3 separate regions of the Homo sapiens genome follow, and regions 1 and 2 are each linked to region 3. Evidence: chromatin contacts called from ENCODE Hi-C or POLR2A ChIA-PET data. All regions are on one chromosome and are shown on one strand. Each heading gives the region's core, a stretch centred on a gene start or an enhancer-like site at or near the end of the contact. The rest is flanking DNA. Distances are from core to core; before and after follow the strand shown. Region 1 overlaps RPAP2 (RNA polymerase II associated protein 2). Region 2 overlaps EVI5 (ecotropic viral integration site 5). Region 3 has its middle 26 kb from the start of GFI1.

Region 1 (4,480 bases), core at 294-2,793, 94 kb after region 3:
TGGGTATTATAATACCTGACACTTTGAAGGCTTACAATCAAACAAACGCAAAAGCCGTCTGGGATAGATGAGGCACTAATTAATAATGGGTTGGGTAAGTAAAGAATCTAAAAGAAGAGGTTTAACAGCATAGTCTTATTTTAGGAGGCTATACGGTTATATTTGAGGAAATCACACTTAATTTTCCCAAATGTGTTTTAGGTGCAACCTATCCAGTCACTTTCCTTTTGAGAGCTGAAGTACCTGAAGCTTTGGAGATGGTAAAGGAATTATTGAGGGTCATACTGGCTAAGAAGAGTGCTAAAAGTGGAGACCTTTATCACAAAGGTATCTTGTTTATTTGCTTATCTATCAAGCCCCAATATTTTCTTCCTGCATGGCAGTAACAACTGTCACCTTACCCATATTTTATCTTCTTCTAAAACTTGAGTAGAGATTTCTCCCTTTTCTACAAGAACAAGTGGTAAATGATCAAGGATTAAACCAAAATACCTGTTTGCACACCCATACAATCAAAACTGAAATGAAGAGCTGTGACCAGTAACACCAAGGGTCAAAATGTCACCTATTTCCAGAAATTGCAGGGCTCCATACAAACCCCAGACATTTTGCAAAATGCCTCTCTCAGATACTGAAAAAAAAGTCTGGTATATACTTTCAAAAGGAATTTTATCTGTATGTTAGATAAAATATACAATATATACTGCATGCTCCTTAGCATGAAAGTAATTACAATTTCATGTTTAATATTAACTCTTTCTCTGCCTTGCTTGTTTGTTATTGAGGAAAAGGCAGAAGATTCAACTCCATTAGTGAGACACCGAAAACATCTGTCTCACATGTGGCCCCTGGCTTCCTCCCCAAAGTAACACAATAGCTCCCTGGGCATAGAGAACGAACCTGTCACCCTGTTGAAGAGTTTTTGTTTTTCCATAAAATAACATGGACTGGGCCACATGCATAGGTAACTACTTTGTGGTACTTTGCTAAACTGCTGTTATTGATGTTGTTTTTCAGTAAATATGGTTTTATAATTGATAAGGAAACAAATGCCAAGAGGTCAGAGCTAAATTTAAAATTCAGACACTTTTTTTAAGAGACATGGTCTGGCTCTGTCACCCAGGCTGAGGTGCAGTGGTGCAATCACAGCTCACTGCAGCCTCAAACTCCTGGGCTCAAGCAATCCTTCTACCTCAGCCTCCCAAATAGCCGAGACTACAGGCAAGCACCACCACATCCGGCTAAAACATTCAGATACTTTAAAATGGATGGTGGGAAACTTTCTAAATTGGAGCTAGAGAGCTTCTCCTGAATGCCAGTTCTTTCCTAGTTGTTCCCTTTGTGGCAGGAAAGATCTCAACAACTCAGTCAAACCTAAGAAGCTATCGTGATTTCCAAGTTTGTTAAATTTTTTTTTTATGAGACTGACTTGTTGGTCTTCAACCTTTCTGTGAAGTTGCAGGAAATGTTGAGGCTCAAGTGACTTTCTTAAGGTCATGTAAGTCAGTAAAAGATGAACAAATAACCCCAGAAGTACTCCCACTAGTCTACACTTCTAACCGCTAGACCACACAAGTTCACATGTCTGATTCATTTTAAGAACTGAGTAGATCTTACAATTTTCAAAGACCCACTTGGATATACTCTTCAAATAATTTTTGAAATCTGTCATAACCAAATAAAACGTACAAATGAAAACCAACAGTTTTGCTGTTTCTAATTCACCCTTCCTTTGTGATAGTCAAGAGGAACCTTTCAAACTATTAACGATTTTAGAAAAAAGGTTAAGTACCTCTAACCAAGCAAATCCTGGTATATGCAGCTAAGTCAACTGATTTAGCACTTCTCTACTTAGCACACCAATGTGCACTAGAATTAAGACAGTGGTTCTCAATTCTGCCTGCACAAATTAGAATCACTTGGGGAACTTAAAAAATTCTTATGCCCATGCCCCACCCAAGACCAATGAATCAAAATCTTTGAATCAGCCATTAGTATTTTTTTAAAACCTCCCCATGTAATTCTAATGTATAGCCAGTATTGAAAACAACTGATGTGAAGCTGTGTTAAAGTTCTGAATTGAATAAATTTGTGTAGTTCTGTTTATTTGTTATACTTGTTAACTACACTTTTGGAAGAAATCGGATAGTAAAGAAAATGAGATTTTTATATAAATGTGTAACAAAGCAGAAGGGCCCAATGAGAGGTCTTACTTAAGGGGGTTTATACAAGGGAGGTATTATTTCTGACTGTGGGGTGTTAAGGAAGGCTTCTAAGGAGTTGGTAACATTTGAACTGGATCTTGAAGGCTAGAATAGGCAGATATGAAAAGAAAATAAGTTTCAAGCATAGGTCAAGTCCTATTGAAGATGATTGTGGGGGAAACAGTCAGTGGACATAATGTGAAGACATAAAAGGGAAATAAGGTGAATAGGTAAGTTGGGGCCACTTCTGAAGGGCCTTGAATTTCATGCAAAATTATCTGGTAGGAGCTGGGAAGTCACTAAGTTGCTGAACAAAGGCCTGCCTTGATCAGAGTTAAGCTTCAGTGAGATGATTTTTAAAGCTAGAGGGAAGGATGGACTAGTTGAATGAAGAGACACACGGCAAGGAGACCTGCTTGGGAGGGCTATAATTGCAGCAGTCTAGGCAAGTAATGAAGGCCTAATGTGGGTTAGTAGCAGTGGCAATGGAGAAAGCTAACTGTATACAGAACTAAAAGGACTTAGCAATTGATTAGATATGAGAGATAAAGAGAAGCACAATTCTGGGTAATTAGGAGGATACCAATGCCACCAAAAGGGGCCATTTGAAAGGCAAAATGACTTAATCTCAAATTTGAGAGTTTGAAATGCTTGGGAGATATCCAAATGAAGGTGCCCAGCAAAAAATAAAAAAAAATTTGGTCTACGATTTAGGAGAGATGTCAGAGCTGAAGATACCATTTTGGGGGGAGAAACACAAGAATTATTTGATGAGGATGACCAATTTTCTTTCTAGGTAACTCTACTTTTCTTCCTTATATTTGTCTTGATTTTTTGAACTATTATCTCATTAGTACTCTTCCAAACCTCTTGCATCCTTGCTTTAGCTTTTCTACCTAGCAAAACCTACACCCTGAGATAAATGTTGCAATCTGCTTTCTCCATACCTATAATAGATGGCTGGAAACTACTGGTGGTATGGAGATATGGGGAAGAAGGGAACCCTGAAGGTCGATACCACTACAAATCCATGATCTGTAGCCTCATCTGGATACTTAATGTCACTTGTCAATTTTCTCTCACCCTGAATTAGCTCCTTTTCTGGATCCTCTCAATGACTACTCCATTATCATTACAGTTGACCCCTGAGCAATGCAGGCATTAGGGACACTGACCCCCTCCCCCATGCAGTTGAAAATCTGTATATAACTTTTGACTCCCCAAAACTTAACTATAAATAGCCTACTGTTGACCAGAAGCCTTAGAGACAACATAAGCAGTCGATTAACACATATTTTATGTTATATGCTTATAATAAATATTACATAATGCATATGTAAGGATATGTATTAGATCCTTATAATAAAGTAAGCTAGAGGAAAAAAAATGTTAAGCAAATCATAAAGAAGAGAAAATATATTTACTATTCATTAAGTGGAAGTAGATCATCATAAAGGTCTTTATCCTTGTCTTCACATTGAGTAGGCTGAGGAGGAGGAGAAAGAGAAGTGGGGTTGGTCTTGCTATCTTAAGTGTGGCAGAGGTGGAAAAATATCCGCATAGAAGTGGACTTGCACAGTTCAAACCCATAAACCCATGTTGTTCAAGGGTCAATTGTGTTTTCACTCTTTATACAACCGTAACTTCTGTACTCTTAGAAGAGAACCTCATACCCTACTTCACTGAAAAATGAAGTTGTTAGGCATGATGTAAAAATCTCTCCCTTCTACCTATAAATGCATCTGCAGCCACGCTGTTCTTTTCTTCCTGTCTCAGAAGATGTAGTATTTCTCTCCTGTTCACACTATTCCATCTGCCTGTGCCATGATCACATTTCCTTGTGCCTCCTCTGAGACCTGCCCTGTTCCATCATGTGTATCTACCTTGCCCGCAGCTTCAAATTATTTTTCTTTATTGGCTCCTTCTCCATACCGTATGCTTAAGTCTGTTTCTATCCAAAACAAATGGTTACTGTTCAATCTCTTTCCTACCCTTATCATCAGGTTCCTCAAAAGAGAAGCCAACGTTTACTGACTCCACTTCCTTATCTTAACTTGAGATGCAGGGGTTCATAGACTCCTTCAAATTATAAAAAGGCTTTTATTTTTTCAAATGTGCATTTTTTTCCCCCTGGAGAAGGAGTATAGATTTTACTCCTACTTTCAATGTATAACCTTCTATCTCAATGTATAACCTTGGCTGCAAAGAATTAGCTAGTGGCACTTAATTTTATATGTTTGGGAACTTGATTGATTTTGGAGCATGTAAAAGTTGTG
Region 2 (4,722 bases), core at 2,094-4,593, 78 kb before region 3:
AGTGTTTTGATTTATCCACATTCTTACTAACATTTATTATTTATTTTTTCGATTAAGTAGTATCTCATTATGGTTTTGATGTACATTCCTGGTGGCTAATGATATTGAGCATGTTTTCATATGCTTATTGGCCATTTATAGCTTCTTCAGAGAAATGTCTTATTTAGATCCTTCGCCTATTTTTAAATTGGATTGTCTTTTTATAATTGAGTTGCAAGAGTTCTTTACATATTCTAAATATGTGTTCCTTATCAGATACATTATTTCTGATTTTTAAATATTTTTCTTCACTATATTTTTTAAACTGAAACAACTATATGACTAGAATGATTTTCAGGCTTTCTTCTATGGAACACTAAAAGTGAGAGTGGTTGACTTTATAGATTAAGCTTCTGCTTTTTTGTTTATTTGTTTTTTGTTTTTTTGAGACAGAGTCTTTCTCTGTCACTCAGGCTGGAGTGCAGTGGCACGATCTCAGCTCACTGCAACCTCCGCCTCCCGGGGCCAAGCAATTCTCCTGCCTCAGGCTCCCAAGTAGCTTGGATTACAGGTGCCTGCCACCACGCCTGGCTAATTTTTGTATTTTTAGTAGAGGCGGGGTTTCACCATGTTGGCCAGGCTGTACTCAAACTCCTGACCTCAGGTGATCCTCCCGCCTCGGCCTCCCAAAGTGCTGGGATTACAGACATGAGCCACTGTGCCTGGCCAAGCTTCTGTTTTTATAGGAAAAGGAAATGAGACTTACGGAAAAATTCATTGTCTTAGATATGACATTAAAGGCACAAGCAGCAGAGAAGAAAATAGATAAGCTGAACATCATCAAAATTTAAAACTTTTGTGCTTCAAAGATCACCATCAAGAAAGTGAAAAGACAACCTAGAGAATGGAAGAAAAAAATCAAATCATTTACCTGATAAGGGGCCTGTATCTAGAATATATAAAGAACTCTTACAATTCAATTATAAAAAGATAACCCAGTTATAAAATGGATAAAGGATCTGAATAGACTGTTTTCCAAAAATGATATACCAGATGGCCAGTGGACATGAGAAAATATGCCCAACATCAGTGATCAAGGGAATGCAAACCAAAATGACAGTGAGATTCCACTTCACACTTACTAGGATGGCTATAATAAAACAGATAATAAAAATGTTGCAAGGATGTAGAAAAATTGGAACCCTCATACACAGCTGATAGAAAGGTAAAATGGTACAGCCACTTTGAAAACAGTATATAGCAGGTCCTCAAATGGTAAACATAGAGTTGCTATATGACCTAGCAGTTCCACTCCTGGGTATATACCCAAGTAACATGAAAACATGTCTACACTAAGACATCTGCATAAATGTTCATAGCAGCATTATTAATAATATTTAGAGAGTAGAAACAACTCAGATGTCAATCATCTGATGACTGGATAAATAAAATGTGGTATATCCATATGATCAATTATGAGGCAATAAAAGGAATCAAGTGCTGACACATGCCACAACATGGATGATAAATTTTTCAAAAATCAGTCACAGAAGGCCACATATTGTATGATTTCATTTATATGTCCAGAATAGATAAATTTATAGAGAAAGAAAGTAGATTAGTGGTTCCTTGGGGTTGGAGGGGAAGAGAGGGGTTTTAAGGGATGACAGCTAAGAGGTGTGTGGTTTATTTATGGCATGATAAAAATATTCTAGGATTGGTTGTGGTGATGGTTGCACAACTCTATGCATATACTAAAAGCCATCAAATTGTACACTCTAAATGGGTAAATTGTATGGAAGGCAAGTTATATCTCAAGGTCATTTTAAAAATTCATAGTCTTTCTCTTCTGGACAGTTTCCTAACCTGGGGCCCATGGATGGGGTCTATTAAAGTATTTACAAATATTTTATGTATAAACATAGGCGGATCTTTGGGAGAATGGGTTCAAGATTTTTTTTTTTTTTTTTTTTTTTTGAGATGGAGTCTAGCTCTGTCGCCCAGGCTGCAGCACAGTGGCATGATCTCGTCTCACTACTAGTTCCGCCTCCCGGGTTCCCGCCATCCTCCAGCCTCACCCTCCCAAGTAGCTGGGACTACAGGCGCCCGCCACTACACCCGGCTAATTTTTTATATTTTTAGTAGAGACGGGGTTTCACCAGTGTTAGCCAGGATGGTCTCCATCTCCTGACCTCGTGATCCGCCCGCCTCGGCCTCCCAAAGTGTTGGGATTATAGGCGTGAGCCACTGCGCCCGGCCGGGTTCAAGATTTTTTCAGATTTCTTGAGTGATTTGACACCTAAAAAAAAGTTTTCCTCCATCCCTCAATTATCTTGTGGGAGATATTGGGGGAATTAAGTAAATTAATGCTGGAAAAGCACTTAAAACAGAGCCTGGGACATAGTAAGGGCTAAATAAGTGCTCTTATTGTTCCAGCTATACCACAAAATACTTATGTAGTCACAGTGTGATATTATAAAGGATTAGATAAAATCTAATGACACTACTCCACTGCCTCAGTGACTCACCCATAACCTTCGTGATAAGTTCTAATTCTTTAACATGGCATAAGATTCTTCATAGTTTAGCCCCAGCTTTCTTTCAAGTTTCATCTCTCACCTCTCATTTTGAGACCTATATCCAGCCACACCAAACCACTTGCAGTTTCCTAACACATAATACATTCTCTGGCCTTAGGCTTTTCCCCATGCCACCTGTGCCTGATTTCTCCTCCCTCCACCTCTGCTCATCCTTACAGACCCAACTCGAACATCATCATCTTCCTCCTTCCCTAAGAATTCTCCCTTCTAGCCAGTGTATTGCTTCTCCTGTGGGTTTACTTAACAGTGTGCCACCTTGGAATCAGCTGTTTAGTTTTTTTGTCTTGCCCTTCAGATTTTTAACTGAGGGCAGGAGCCTTGTCATTTGTCTTTGCCTTTCCAGCATCACAACACTTGTCACCTAAACACTAGGTGCATATTTGGTTAATTGATTGATGGACTGAAAAAACACATGATATAGCTTTAGAGAACAAGAATTTCCTCTGAACAGAATCCAATCCAAATAGAAAAGAAGTACTTCATTTTCATGAGGGTGTTTTGCTAAAGGTTTGAATTTTTAAATGCTTCATTTTGCTGAAGGTTAAATCAAAGGAAATCTACATGGTACTTTGATGTAGCTTTAAAAGTTCAGAGTGAAACAAGTGTGAAGTGATTTATTTCCTGTAATTGGTCATAAATTTACATAGAACCTCACATATTCGTAGCCTCATCAGCGTTGACCTTAGAGTACCTTCTAAATAATGTTAATGGTTTCAATTTTATCAAGATGTGTCAGCTGCCAGGAAGAAGACATTCAGTGGCAGTTTCATTTTGTTTGCCCACAATACTGAATACATCTAAGTATGCACTGTAGAAAGACTAAGAATTCTCTGTAAATGACTCCCCCTCTCTTCTTCTCAGGTAAAAAGTGTGCAGTTGTAAGTTTCTTCTATTCCAAACTTTCCTTTCCTTTCTACCTTTTTTACTTATTAATGTGGGTGCATGTTTTTTCCTTCTAAAAACGTCAGCTTTAACTATTGCATTATATACAGTTTTACATGAAATCTACAATTTTTTCATTCTAAATTTTATATTTTTTATGATTTACTTAGCTTAAAACCAAAAACATTTTCAGCATTATGTACCTAGTATTATTTCAATAAAATTCTTGAATTTTTTTTAGTTTTTTTTTTTTAAGTACTGTAGATTAGAATTTTGGCTCTTGTCTGTGTAATAAAGTAATGAAGAAATCATGACCTCCAGTCGATCACTTTTACTGATTTCCTGTTCTGATTCTCTGGAAATCATTTTGTTTGTGTGGTTATTACTAGTCTAACCTTTGTCATGTTTACAATTCAGTGTTTAAAGAAGCTGATAATTGAGAATAAATTTTGCATATCATCTCCCATTACATTTATTTTAGATTTTGAAAACAGAAAACTATTAAAGGTATTCTATAAGGAATCCAACAAAATTACTGACCAAACTCTGAGGATGGAAAAAAAAGTAAAGCCTCTAGAACTTAGAAATACAAACTATGTGATTATTAGATCTTTCCATGAAAAGTAAAATACATTGTTATTTAAAATTGTATATATTACATATCACTTACAGAAATGCTACATTTAGCTCAAAAAGCTATAGCTCTTTGTTTTATAAAGATTAATTATACAAACTCAAATGTACGAATAGGAGCTTTTATAATCTGATATGACTCAGTCTTGGAAACTTACTGCAACTGTTTTGCAGTTCACTTGGTGTCACATGATTCACTTCAATGGTTTAAACCCTGTCTAGTAGTGATCAAAGTTCATTTGGTTAGGGGTTTTTTTTGGTGTGTGGATGACTTTTTTCCACTTTGTTGTGGATTGATTGTCTTTCAAAATACCCAATGCAGCCCTTCCTCTTATTCTTTTGAATCTCAGAAAGTGGTAGTTGTCTGCACAGTGCAACCTCCAGTCACACACAGGGGAAATTTTTTTTAAGTTGAAATAATATGCATGAAAGCACTTTTAACTGTAAAGCATTATATAATTATAAGATTGTATTATTAATTCCATTACCCCAATGTTAAAATTGAAGGATAACTTGTTACGTCTCTTTAAAACCAAGTGTAAAAAAAAATCAACTGTAATTTTTTAAGTTACCAGTGTCCTATGATGTGCTAAAAGAAAGCAGACACACAGCACATTGTCTCCTCTAG
Region 3 (4,869 bases), core at 2,048-4,547:
TGTCAAGAGTCTGGTGCAGAGTGGGCACTCAATAAATAACCCGCTGTCATGACTATTTTTATCATTATTGATATCTTCTAATATGAATAACTACCACCACTTATTAAGACTTTGCTCTATGTTAAGAAATGAACTAAATGCTCTGCATACATTTTCTCATTTAATCCTAGCAATATTCCTCTGAAACAAAGTATCTATCATTATTATCACCATTTTATAGGCGAGTAAACTAAGGCACAGAAAAGTTAACCATCTTTCCAAGGTCACATAGTGAATATGTGACACAGCTGGTATTAAACCCCAGGCAGTCTGGTTTTCAAGGCTGATCTCAGATTATTTGTACTATTTCTTTGGGGTCAGCTCACGTCACTGGTTGATTTTATTTCTCAATTAGATCATGACAAAATTTTATTCTGGAAACCCTGATAATCTTATTATTCTTATCCTTATTAAATCACATACATTCAATTAAGTCTATCCTGGTGTATTTTTTTCTCTTAAAAATTCACAAGGATATTTAAGAAATTAGCCACTCATTGCTGACGGCAGCAATTTACAGACCACCTCTCCCAAGCCCAGGACTATTCCATTGCCTGGTGCCCTTTGCTGCCATAGCCCAAGTTGTTTCCATCTGCCTGATGGAGACCAGGCTTCTCTATGTCCCTGAATAAGTACAATTGTATGAGGCACCTGATCCAGCAACTTACTAGTGTCCAGGGGCAAAGCTGTATTCTTTGTTAACTAACTTATTGATTCTAAAATCAGAAGTGCAAATATGTTTTCTGGCAGCATTTGGAAAGTGGGATTACACATTTCATTTTTGATTGCAGATAGAACTCCCTGCAGATATCGATGATTCTTTTTTATTGTAACTTGACCACCTATTTCAAATCCACTTAGAAATTTTTATTATGTTGCCCGAGCACAGTGGCTCATGCCTGTAATCCCAGCACTTTGGGAGGCTGAGGCGAACAGATCACTTGAAGTTAGGAGTTCGAGACCAGCCTGGCCAACATGGTGAAACCCCGTCTCTACTAAAAATACAAAGCCAGGCATGGTGGCACATGCCTGTAATCCCAGCTACTTGGGAGGCTGAGGCAGGAGAATTGTTTGAACCTGGGAGGTTGAGTTTGCAGTGAGCTGAGACTGTGCCATTGCACTCCAGCCTGGGTGACAGAGCGAGACTCCGTCTCAAAAAAAAAAAAAAAAAAAAAGAATTTTATCAATACAGTTGATTCTACCTGTATACTCCTGCCCTGGCCCATTCCCCAGCCTCACTTTTTATTACTTCTTTTATTTCTGTACTTTTTTTTTTTTCAATAAGAGTGGAAAGACCTGAAATGTTTTGTGACTTAAAAAAAATAGTTCTAGTTCTCTCCACAAATTTTGAAATAATAAGCATGATTGCCATGGCAGACAACCCTACCCACCTAAACCTTTGCTTCCCGTACACTTAAATATAGGCTACAATTATTACTTCTCTATTTAGAGATTATTGTGGTTTCAGTTTTCATTGTGTCCTTGTGGGGTTTGCCTCTTTGGGTTGCCATTATAAATGTCTCTTTTATTCCCCCATGTGGTCACTTTCTTAAATACCTTGTTTAGCACATCTTAAATGGAGTGTGGTTTGACTGTGGTATCTGCCAACCTTAGGGATATTCTACTACTTTTGTTCCCTTCCAATTATAGAAAACATGTGATAATAATTTCGCTTTTGTGAACTGTCGGGGAAGGGAAGAGATCATACATATCTTAAACACCTATTATGTGTCAAGCGTTTTGCCAATATTTTCCCAATTTAACATTCCTGTTAGATGATTGTCATTACATCTGTATTATGCATGAGAAAACTGAAACTCAGAGAGGTACTAAATGGTGAAGACAAGATTTGAATCAGGTCTTCTGGGCATGTGATCGTGAAAAGGCATGAGATGTGTGGACAAGTTCAGCCTCATGAGGATCAGGCAGTCTCTTTCCTAGATATCTGGTTCTTCTGCTTTTCTCCCTACCCCTAATCTACTCCTAACTGAAATAAGGGGTTTCAAGTGGAAATGCTAATACTTATCCTATTCACTTCACAGGAGGTGTTATGGGATTTGGTGAGGCAATACTTTAAATTTCAGAGAACAGATACTATAGTCGTCAAAGGCATTATTTATGCTATTTTCTGATAGGCAGTGAGTTGACATTTTCTTCTGTATTACTATTGTTTGTGGAGGCTGGCAAAGCTGAACACCTCTAATTCAGACATCATCCCAAACCTCAGGCCACCCTGTTCTCTCATTTTCATTTACCAAATCTGCTTACACAGACTCCAACTTGTGTATTTTCCCCTCTCCTACTCCTTTAAGTCCTCTCACCAACAGGAGACAAAGACAGCACTCTGGGGATGAAGGCCCAGAAACTAGACTCCTAGCACACAAACTTAATAATAAGCTCATGAAACTTTTAATAGTATTTAAAATAGTATTAAAATTTGTATCAATAAATATAAAAATAGATTAATTCATCAGAGAGTTCCAAGGTGTACCCAGCAAGGAAATAACTTTTAAATATAGAGTGATAGGGTCAAGCACAGTGACTCATGCTTGTTATCACAGCACTGTGGGAGGCTGAGGCAGGAGGATTGCTTGAGCCTAGGAGTTGGAGGTTATAGTGAGCTATGATTGCACCACTGCACTCCAGCCTGGGCAACAGAGGGAGACCCTGTCTATAAGTCAAGAAATAAATACAGAATGATGGTTACAACTTTGGGAGCATTTCACAAATGGAAAAACTTGTGTATAATAAGTGGCTCTAGGGCCGGGCACAGTAATTCCAGCACTTTGGGGGGCCAAGGTGGGTGGATCACTTGAGGTCAGGAGTTTGAGACCAGCCTGGCCAACACTGCGAAACCCCATCTCTACTAAAAATACAAAAAAAAAAAAATTAGGTGGGCGTGGTGGCACATACTTGTAAGCCCAGCTACTTGGGACTGAGGCAGGAGGATCACTCAAACCCAGGAGGTGGAGGTTGCAGTGAGCTGAGATGGTGCCACTGTACTCTAGCCTGGGTGACAGCAAGACTCCATCTCAACAACAACAACAAAAAAAAGTTGGGGGGGGCACCTAACAATGTCCATTCCTGACTTATTTATTTGGTCAAAGGATGTGAATATTTTTAAATGATTATTCTTCTCCAGCTTCTCCCTTTGCCTCTGCTATTAGGTTGGTTTCCTTCAACAGCCTGACGATTGGTCATGGCAAAGAGAAACTGTGCGTGTTAGCATTCTGAGAGTGGTTTGGAGATTTACTCCCACTAAGTTGATAAACTTCCTCCTTCTTAACGGTTTTCTAGACTCTAATCCTAATCATTGCCTTCTTTCCAAATTCTCCACGAGTGTTGCTCAGGAAGCACAAGTAGCTGTAAACCACAGAGGCTGGTTCTTACCAACTGTTGGATTCAACCTGTAGCAAACTGGACAGAGCACAGCCTGTCCTTTCAAGAGCCCAGAGCAACTCCTAAGTGAAGAAAGAGAACTCAACTTGTATTGTGTAAATTTTACCCAGAACAGTCTCAGGAAGTATCACAGCTTCCTGATTGCAAACCTAGATAAAGTCTAAGGCCACAGCTGCTAAGGACAAAAGCCACCAACCCCCCAAAATGAAGAAAATGACATCCAAAGTCTGTATTTGAGAGAAAGTCCTATTAGATACGTGAGGGTGTAAAAGACAATTCAGATGAAGGAACTGGTTTTGTGTCTCAAGCAAACAAAGGTCACCTTTGGAAATAATAGAGAACAAGGGAGATCTGAGAGTTCTGACTGCCAGTATCATGAAGTCGGTTTCTGCACGATTATTTCATTATAGATTAAACCTGAATCTGATTAAACCTATCATGGATATGGAGTGAGCTGATGGGAGCCCATGTGTTGGAACTCTGAAGTGGAAAGACTTACCCCATAAAATCTTTTCTCTGCTTACCTTGCTTTCAGTGCCTCCTCTAAAATATGAAAGCCACTGTGTTCCATCAATATTAAGAAAAACATCTCTGTGGCTTAAAAAGTAGATCAGGCCTGGGTGCAGTGGCTCATGCCTGTAATCCCAGCACTTTGGGAGGCCGAGGCAGGCGGATCACCTGAGGTCAGGAGTTCAAGACCAGCCTGGCCAACATGGTGAAACCCCGTCTCTACAAAAATACAAAAAAAAAAAAATTAGCCGGGAATGATGGCAGGTGCCTGTAATCACAGCTACTGGGAGGGTGAGGTGGGAGAATCGCTTGAACCTGGGAGGCGGAGGTTGCAGTGAGCCAAGATCATACCATTGCACTCCAGCCTGGGCAACAGAGTGAGACTTCGTCTCAAAAATAAATAAATAAATAAATAAATAAAAAGAAAAGTAGATCAAGATTGATTGCAAAGAGCAGAATTCAAATTCCTTTGCTGACTAGTTGCATGCCTTTGGACAATTTAATCCTAGTTGCTTTATCTGTTGGGAATACATGGGAAGAATAATTCCTACTTGTAGGGTTATTGTGAGGATTGCAGATACCTGCAAGATGCCAGGCCCAGAGGAAACAACCAACATATAATAGTTATTATCCTATTATTCTTAATCAATGACTTTGAAATGTAACAGGGCTGGCCAGGAGCAGTGCCTCACACCTGTAATCCTAGCATTTTGGGAGGCCAAGGCGGGTGGATCACCTGAGGTCAGGAGTTCGAGACCAGCCTGGCCAACATGGTGAAACCCTGTCTTCTACTAAAAATACAAGAATTAGCTGGGCGTAGTGGCGCATGCCTGTAATCCCAGCTACTCGGGAGGCTGAGGAAGGAGAATCGCTTGAACCCAGGAGGTGGAGGTTGCAGTGAGGCGAGATGGAGCCACTGCA

The links. A loop is a pair of places that touch in the nucleus more often than their neighbours do. ChIA-PET counts read pairs that join two places held with the same protein, here RNA polymerase II (POLR2A). Pooled maps may share reads with other maps.
Region 1: a loop to region 3 is called in a pooled map, with 2.6 times the contacts of the local background. The contact joins two enhancer-like sites. A Hi-C loop is called at or near these places in 1 of 168 maps with a recorded cell type or tissue (naive thymus-derived CD4-positive, alpha-beta T cell), 1 of 37 single-sample maps with no recorded cell type and 7 of 50 pooled maps. POLR2A ChIA-PET finds 5 or more read pairs at or near these places in 4 of 52 experiments (activated CD4-positive, alpha-beta T cell, activated CD4-positive, alpha-beta memory T cell, activated CD8-positive, alpha-beta memory T cell and 1 more).
Region 2: a map with no recorded cell type shows a loop between it and region 3 (6-fold over the local background). The contact joins two enhancer-like sites. A Hi-C loop is called at or near these places in 13 of 37 single-sample maps with no recorded cell type and 14 of 50 pooled maps. POLR2A ChIA-PET finds 5 or more read pairs at or near these places in 16 of 52 experiments (CD4-positive, alpha-beta memory T cell, GM10248, GM12878 and 9 more).

What each region holds. Positions count from the first base shown.
Region 1 is chr1:92,362,919-92,367,398 of GRCh38, reverse strand. The region is part of intron 11 of RPAP2 (RNA polymerase II associated protein 2); the gene reads right to left. It also overlaps a transcript of GLMN not described here. Among named protein-coding and RNA genes, the nearest start is that of RPAP2, 66 kb to the right of the region's middle. RefSeq lists an enhancer at 1,641-1,690. Within about 2 kb of position 1,543, at least 2 of the 41 ENCODE cell types and tissues checked have a DNase peak (open chromatin) inside an H3K27ac peak, as active enhancers do.
Region 2 is chr1:92,536,777-92,541,498 of GRCh38, reverse strand. The region is part of intron 19 of EVI5 (ecotropic viral integration site 5); the gene reads left to right. Among named protein-coding and RNA genes, the nearest start is that of GFI1, 52 kb to the right of the region's middle. Within about 2 kb of position 3,343, at least 5 of the 41 ENCODE cell types and tissues checked have a DNase peak (open chromatin) inside an H3K27ac peak, as active enhancers do.
Region 3 is chr1:92,458,624-92,463,492 of GRCh38, reverse strand. No RefSeq gene overlaps it. Among named protein-coding and RNA genes, the nearest start is that of GFI1, 26 kb to the left of the region's middle. Within about 2 kb of position 3,297, at least 2 of the 41 ENCODE cell types and tissues checked have a DNase peak (open chromatin) inside an H3K27ac peak, as active enhancers do.